Regions from separate parts of the Homo sapiens genome. Here region 2 is linked to region 1. A link is a contact called in ENCODE Hi-C or POLR2A ChIA-PET data. All regions are on one chromosome and are shown on one strand. The core of a region is the stretch at or near the end of the contact, and the rest is flanking DNA. Distances in the headings are between cores, read along the strand shown.

Region 1 (3,827 bases), core at 741-3,240:
TGACCCTCCACCCTCCACCAAAGTCAACTTCTCCCCTTTCATCTTCATGATATCAGGAATGTTTTCTCTTTGAGAGAGGGCAGTGCTCTTTCTTGCTGAAGACTTTCTCAACCAAGTTTCTCATCTGATCCACAAAACAATTCTCCAAAAGACAGTGTAGTAGAAATACTATTCTAGATGTATAAGAAAGAAATTATCGCACATAATGGATGAAAATCAGGGCTTGATTTTCTCGTGCAACCTCAGGACACTGTGTGTGCCAGAGCACTAGAAATAAAACCTAATAGTCTTTTTCAGGTGCAAAAAGACTATTAGAGATCTGGTGGTTTCTTCCTTTACATCACACTATCTGTGCACATCACAGGGCCCCACGTTGATGGAAGACCCAGGACTACGCTTTTCCATTTTAAATCAGTTTCCACCATCTTGGCAGCCTGCTTTCAGGGAGTCTGAAGCCGTGTCATCTCTCTGCCTTTCCAAAAGTGTTCAGTGGCATTCAGACTTAACTGTCCAACTGAGAGGCCTGAGGCTATGATCATAAAGTTGTTTCCATCAGTGCGAGCCACCACTACCTGCTCCTGTGGTTCTTTTATCTTCTATTCCTTCTGTAATGTGTCTCCCCTTATTAGCGGGAACCCAGGTCTTTGTCATCTTACTAGTCTCATGTCTCCTTCCTAGAAGCTGGAGATTGTTCCCACAATTCTCACTCTTAAAAATATTCCATACTTTTAAAATTTTTCTCCAGGTCATTAGCATCACTTTTTCAATGAGCATTAACTTTTACAAAAGACAGTAAGAGCAGTTGGCCTCAAGCAGCTTTTGTTTTTATCCCATAAAAATGAATATTTTTGACAAGGAAACTCAAAGGCCTTAGTATCTCCTTGGAAGAGGGATAAAAGGAGATACAGAAGGGACAGATAAAAATTAATATCTCAGAAAATTCTGTTTCTACAAAATTTGGAGCTTCATATAGGCAAGGAAAAGAGAGAATATGCTATTCTGTGAGTTAGTGGGGGACCAGGCCAGTAATGGGCCAGGATTTTTGAGTTGTGATGATAGCACAGAGAGTTCTGAGTCCTTACATCATGGTGCCTGATGCCAGAGGGCAAATGTTAGAAAATCAACCAAGATGATTTACGGGTCAAAGTATTATAGTGTGTCTGAGTCTAAGGATTAAAGCTAGTGCTCTTAAGAGAAAAATTTGAATTGAAGAACCAAGTAAAACAGATATCAGAATATTAACAGTATGGTATAGTTGGTTGGAACAAAAAAATTCCAGAGATATAAGGTTAGTGCTGATGAAGGCAGCAATCCCATTTTCCATTTTTATTATGGAAAAATTTTTTAAAAGCCCAAGGAGAAGGGAGCCTACTGTGCATTTGTGTCTTGATTTCATAGGGTTCAGTAAAGCAAGTTACCCCATTTGGTTGCAATGTAGGCCCCTGATACCAGGTATATCACAGTGGGTATCAAACATGTAGGTGTTAATGGAGTTGTGAGTCCCTAGATGGGACGTACCAAAGAGTAAGGAAGATCTGACTGGTAAATATCAGCCTCAAGGCTTGCTCTCTTGTGTGAGCCTAACAACAGCCCCTACCATCAGCTCACATAAGAAATACTCACGAGTATTTGGTTTGAATGGTATTCATTGGATTAGATAAAATATTCCAAATGAGATGGTCTATGTAAAGCCGTCATATCTGGTGCAAATAGATAATCAATATTCTTATATTAGGCATAGAATGTATTAGAGAATGTGCAAAGCAGCTGTCTAAGACCTTGTTAGGAGAAAATAAGTTCAGGAACTTTAGTTCATTGAAAGTGATTTTTCTGGTACAGAATCTAATACCTAGAAGGATTTATGAAGACAAAATTATGGACCCCAGTACTCAAAACCAGAGTACCAAAGTAAAAGCAACATCAACAGCAAGGCCTATTACAGAGGCAGCATAATTGCTCCCTGATCCAGAACATGGGACACTCCTGTGACCTAGAGGTGTGAGCCAGCCCAGTCCAGCATATTGGAAGTGACTAAGCCTCTGATGAAATAAGTGTTCTCACCTACAAATGCTAGGGTCACACGGTGTGTGAGAACCTGGAGAACCAATCTAGTCACATACAGTTATTTTGAGGAGAATGGAGAGTATCTCTTGGAGCCTAAGAGTGTTGATATGCCAATTTAAAAATAGTTTTGTCTTACACTAAAAATATCTGGATTCCAAAAGGAATGTGATTTTACTTCTAATCAGAAAAACTTGACAGTAAAGAGAAACACGCATGTACTCATATACACAATGGCAGCTATGCTTCTGATAATAAAGTCCTTAAAAACTTTTTTAACTGAATTTTTAATGTTGTTAACTGAGATAAGTGAACACAATGTGAAATTCTCAGAAAAATATGTTCTTACAAATTATCTTCCCAGACAGTTACATTGAATACATTTATCTTGCACAAAAGTTGCCTGATAGAAATATTGGGGCATGTATAGAGGGCTACATTAAAATGAGGAAGTAATGACCCCATCTTCTAGAGTATTTTCACTTTTACGCAGCCACATTTGTTCGTTTATACAGATGTGGAATCATGGATTTTCATCTAGCAAAATAGACAATATTTTCATTTATCCATTTATTCTAGAAATACGCAGCACATTTTATATTCCAGGCATGGAGAGTACAAGAATTATAGTCTACATTTTTGGCCTTTAAGAAGTTCACTGTCTGGTGGAAAAAAACAGGCCCAGAGAGAGAGCAGCATTAATACAAAATAGCACGACAACTGCAGGAACAGAAATACGCACAGGAAGCACTCAGGACAGGAAGATCCCACTTTTAGGGGTCCAGGAAGACACCTTTTAGGAAGTAACACTTGAGTCTAGAGGGGTTAGTAGGACTACAGCTGGGAAACTAAAGACTCTTTTGCACATCAAAGCATTATTTATAGAAAACAGCAAAATAGCAAGCATATTTATATTGTTTTTTTCAATATTAATATTACTAAACTGAAGTCTCTTCACACAACAGATATTCACAGGTGGTAATTACATGCAATCAACCATGCTAAGTGATGTTTTAAGTATTCCAAATTAAAACTGTTAAAACATATAAATTATTGCTTGGAAAACAGAGAGTCTCTAAGGGCTCAATCTAACAATAAAACTTGGTCATAAATATATAAAGTCATACACTTACTAGAATTATAGAATATTTAACATTGAAAAGAATATAGCAGAAGAAGCAATGAAATATATGTATTTTGCCATCATGTTCACTTATCTCAGTTAACCACATTAAAAAATTCGGTTTAAAAGCTAACAATTGAGATGAAACACATCACAATCCAAAGAGCGTGAAAGAGCCTCATTGAATAATGAAGTTTATGATGGCTTTAGCCAAACAAAGTAAACCTACAGGTAACAATAAAATAATTTTCAAGTTCTTCCAGATAAATAGCAGAATACTTCAGCCACCCATGAAGAACATCTTAAAACCACATGGTTCCATTAAAATAGAAAACATTCCAAAATGTGTGGATCTTGATAATATGGGTTAAAATAATTAAAATATAAGTGATATGTAACTCTCAAAAGGTAACTGAATGTCTTAGTTAATACAAAGTAATTAAATCAAATTTATACAAAATTAATTTACCCCCTTCAAATCAAGAGTATGTAATTTGTAATATACTATTGAGAACTGTGTGGCAAATATATAATTTTTAATGAAAGTAGTTCTCCTACCCCTGTGCCTGCCTTGTCCCCATTCCCACTCACACAGACCTTAAAAAAAGTTTCCTGGATTTCGGCCTGGGCTGCATCAGGCTTT
Region 2 (3,827 bases), core at 614-3,113, 57 kb after region 1:
ATATTTTTCTAAAAATCCACAGTTGCAGATTTGACTCAGCTGTGTGCTTTCAGATCTTGTATGCTAAGCTACTCAGGAACTGTTGTCTATGGGATTGAACACTTAACAGCTGTCTCTGGGAATGTAAATTTGATTCTTTGGACTGCTCATGGGACTCTGTGACATTTTCCTCTCCAGTGACAGCAGATTTGAATGGCATTAGGCTACTGATTAAATAATACCCAAGTAAGTTTAATGTCAACTTAGGCATCTATTTTGCATGTATTTTTTCTGAAATAATCTTTCTCTAATTGCGATCATATTTTCATTATACTTTAGTCTTTTAATATCTTTAAAATATGCTCTTTTAAACAGGTCTTATCTGAACCCTTTCGTTGGTAATCTTTTTCTGAATTGTCATATTAGAGTGTGAGTGTGTGAGAATTAAGGTTGAGAAATAAATTAGCTTAAATACAAAACAGCTATCTACAAAATAGATATTCTTAACCAAAATAATATGTCTTTATACTACCATTTTATATCGTGCCACCAAGATAAAAGGTCGCAGTTATTTAAGGGAATTACCTTCTTAAGTTTCATGAAATCACTGTGAGTTATTCTTTTCTAACTGAAAGCATAAATTATAAAGAGATTGCACATGGTCATTTCTACTTTATCCTAATTAAGTGGTCTGAGATTTGAAAAAAAAGTAATAGACTTACAATATTTTTATGACTTATTTTTTAAATAAATATGTCAGTAAAAACTTCCCTGGGGAAAAAAAATTCTTGAGGAGAAAAGAGTGTTTGGGGTTTTTTTTTTCAGTTGTATGGCACTGCTTGCAAATGAAAGGATTCGTTGTGTGCCTCACATGCCCAAAAAGGACAGCACGAGCATTCTAACTTAAGGACTGGTTTAAATATGACCTAATGAACTAAATATATTTCTGTCTGGTATTCTTAGGTTACTTTACTTCTAAGGTTGTTTGAATGCATTTATCCAGCTCTCCTATCAAATACATGCCAGGTTAACCCTGTGAAGGTTTTCCTGTATGATTCTGAGAATTTCTTTATAAGAACAGGGTCTTGATAGTGAAGGTTCTTTCCCCAAAGTGCAAGGCCTTCTATTTTGATTCAATATCAACATAATGCTTTTTTTTTTTTTGAAAGTGACTTAAGTACTAAAGATTATCCTCAATAGTAATTCTACTTAGACATATTTTGGTTGAAGAAATTTAAAGAGTTTATTTTTTGTAGGAGCACTGTGCTGTGATCATGAAATTTTTGCAAAACTAACAGAAAATGATAAACAGTTAAGAACTTCCAGCTAGAACAATAGGCTGTTTCCTTTTTTTAAGTCAGTTTGTCATCCTTGCTGATTGACAGTCTCCAATTGTTTTCAGAATTATTAGTCTCACAGTATTTCAGAATTACGCTGTATAAAAAAGTACATTAAATTTAAACTTAATAAAATAAGTTTCGCAAGCTCAGTCAAGACAGGGAAGTGAGAATATGATTATTCTTCCAAATTTACTATTTCCACCAGCGGTCTCAGTTCAGCATCTGAGAATATGTTAGGGGAAACTCAGCAAGTCAGTTCCTTTTGTTTTTCTGGCCTCTGACTTACTTGGATGGGAAATAGCCAAAAAAAAAAAAAATGCTGAATATCTCAGATATAGGTAATGGGTCTTCACCAGAACATAAAAATAGACCCTTATTAGCCATATCAGTAATGTGCTGTGTGGGGGATTTTTTTTTTCTTTCAATTCCTCTGGCAACAAACCACACACTGGGATCTGACACTGTAGAGTGCTTTCTCTTCTCTTTTTTTGGGGGGGGGAGGGGGTGTGGTTGCATATTTAAACTCTCACGCATTTATGTACTGAGGACTGCAGTGTAGGACTTTCCTGCAGAATACCATTTGATCCTATTAAGAATTGTCCAAATGTTGGAGCATTTGATTGAAAAATCCTTCTTAGCCATTTTAAAGGTAAGTTGTATGATTTTTCTTTAAATAAAAAAGATTAAGGGATTTTTCCCATCACCCAGATGACGGGAGGTGACACTACTGTATAAATACTCCTAAGAAGTTATATAGGAGGACAGGAAAAAAGGTAGTAACTGTTTTCTTAGTCACTAGGCTTTATCTAAAAATCAGGTTTGCATTATTTTCAAGTTATCAACCTTCCTATATTTTATGCTTAAACCATACCCAATGGCATTTCATGTCGTATGTATAAGTTAATATTTAAAGTGATTTATAATCCAATTTGGATTATTATAAAACTTTCATTTTATACTTAGGCTATTTATACATGATGTTTAAATGATGAAGATCATTATACTGCAGACCAATATAATGAGGTTAGATGTTATAAATGACTTACAGCTCTTATGTCAACATGTTGTCTAATATGCAATTATTAACTATTACTTTACAGAGTCATTAGCTTGTTTAATTTTCAATCTGAATTGCACAACTTTTGGTATACCTGACTTGCTCTACATGATCAAATGCAATGTGTATTTTGGATATGTGCTTTTTAAGTTCTTTTCTGTAATGAACAAAGATATTGTCATTGTTACTGGGAATAGCAAAGTATATTACTTTTAAATAATCTGAAATTTAATTAGTGTAAATTAGTAGAATAAAAATAAAGTTAATTTTTTTTCGATTCAGGAAGCTTATTACAAATAGTACTGAATTATTAGATGATGATGCCAAGTTGAAGTAAAGGAGAAATCAATTTGGAGGAATTAAGTAAAAGCCTCAAATTAATTATACATTAACTAAAATTATAAATAACTGTAAATGGCATAAATTCTCTAGAGTACATCCCAGTTTCTGAAATCATCAAGTAGCATATTGAAACCTGTTTTGTAAAGATTTGCATGTACTTTTTAGTCTTTTTCTGTGTGGTTTGAAGTCAGTAATGTGTGTTGAAGCTAAAAAATATTGCTTTAAATATTGGTTCACAAGGAAGCCAAAATGAAATATTTAAAAATGTTTGTTATATAGAAAGTCCAGTGGTCCTTTGGAATTTACAAGAAAATAAGAACTAAAGTAGAAATCATTTAATTTCCCAGACTCATTAGTGAACCAGAACAATAAACCAAACAGAGAACCATCAGATAATGGGTTAGCCTGGGAAGAATATTAATTACAACTGGAGGTACTTGCACAGAGTGTACTGAATTTGGAATTTACCTTGGAAGTTATAGTTGCCACCCTATTTTTTTAAGGAATTTTTTTAACCTTGTTTACTTTAACACATTTGAACCCTGCATGTGTGTGTATTTCCTGTGTGTTTCCTGAAAAGGAAAGTTTAAGATAATTCTGTAACTATCAGATACTTAATTCTGTAAGTATCCTTGCATCTAATCAGAAGATGTTTTTGTTCACTGGCCCAAGATGTGTCTGAAACTTGCAAGTAGCATTGTTCTAAACTAGTAGCTGTCTTTCCATTTGCATATTTTAATTCCATACATATATGATCACATTTCATTATAATCTAACTATTTTGCAAATACTCATTTCTACTTTTGTAAAATATACACATTTATTAGATTTTTAAAACACTTGGCCAATATGAAATAACACTTTACTGTTATGGTTTGAAATGATACTTCATAGTAATATTTCAAAATAACAATAACATTTTCTACAATATAAATATATATTATTTTACTTCATTTAATACTTGCAACCTTATTTGATGTAAGTAAACTCATTTTAGAGAAAACTGTATCACAGACAAACTTCAATACTAACACCCAGAACTGAATCTACATTTCTTGGCTTCAAGGTCCAGCATTTTTGGCATTACAAACTTTATAGTGTCTGTTTAT

Evidence for each region. Hi-C counts contacts between places; a loop is a spot of excess contacts on that map. ChIA-PET counts read pairs that join two places held with the same protein, here RNA polymerase II (POLR2A). Pooled maps may share reads with other maps.
Region 2: a map of heart right ventricle shows a loop between it and region 1 (3-fold over the local background). The contact joins the promoter of CD36 here to the enhancer-like site in region 1. A Hi-C loop is called at or near these places in 8 of 168 maps with a recorded cell type or tissue (PC-3, Right ventricle myocardium inferior, gastrocnemius medialis and 3 more), 1 of 37 single-sample maps with no recorded cell type and 4 of 50 pooled maps. POLR2A ChIA-PET finds 5 or more read pairs at or near these places in 2 of 52 experiments (Panc1 and activated CD4-positive, alpha-beta T cell).

Annotation. Positions count from the first base shown.
Region 1 is chr7:80,579,627-80,583,453 of GRCh38, forward strand. No RefSeq gene overlaps it. Among named protein-coding and RNA genes, the nearest start is that of CD36, 57 kb to the right of the region's middle. Within about 2 kb of position 1,991, at least 3 of the 41 ENCODE cell types and tissues checked have a DNase peak (open chromatin) inside an H3K27ac peak, as active enhancers do; they include gastrocnemius medialis and heart right ventricle, where a contact is called at or near this core.
Region 2 is chr7:80,636,779-80,640,605 of GRCh38, forward strand. It overlaps CD36 (CD36 molecule (CD36 blood group)), which reads left to right and starts at 1,864. Exons shown (of 15, transcript NM_001001548.3): 1 at 1,864-1,968.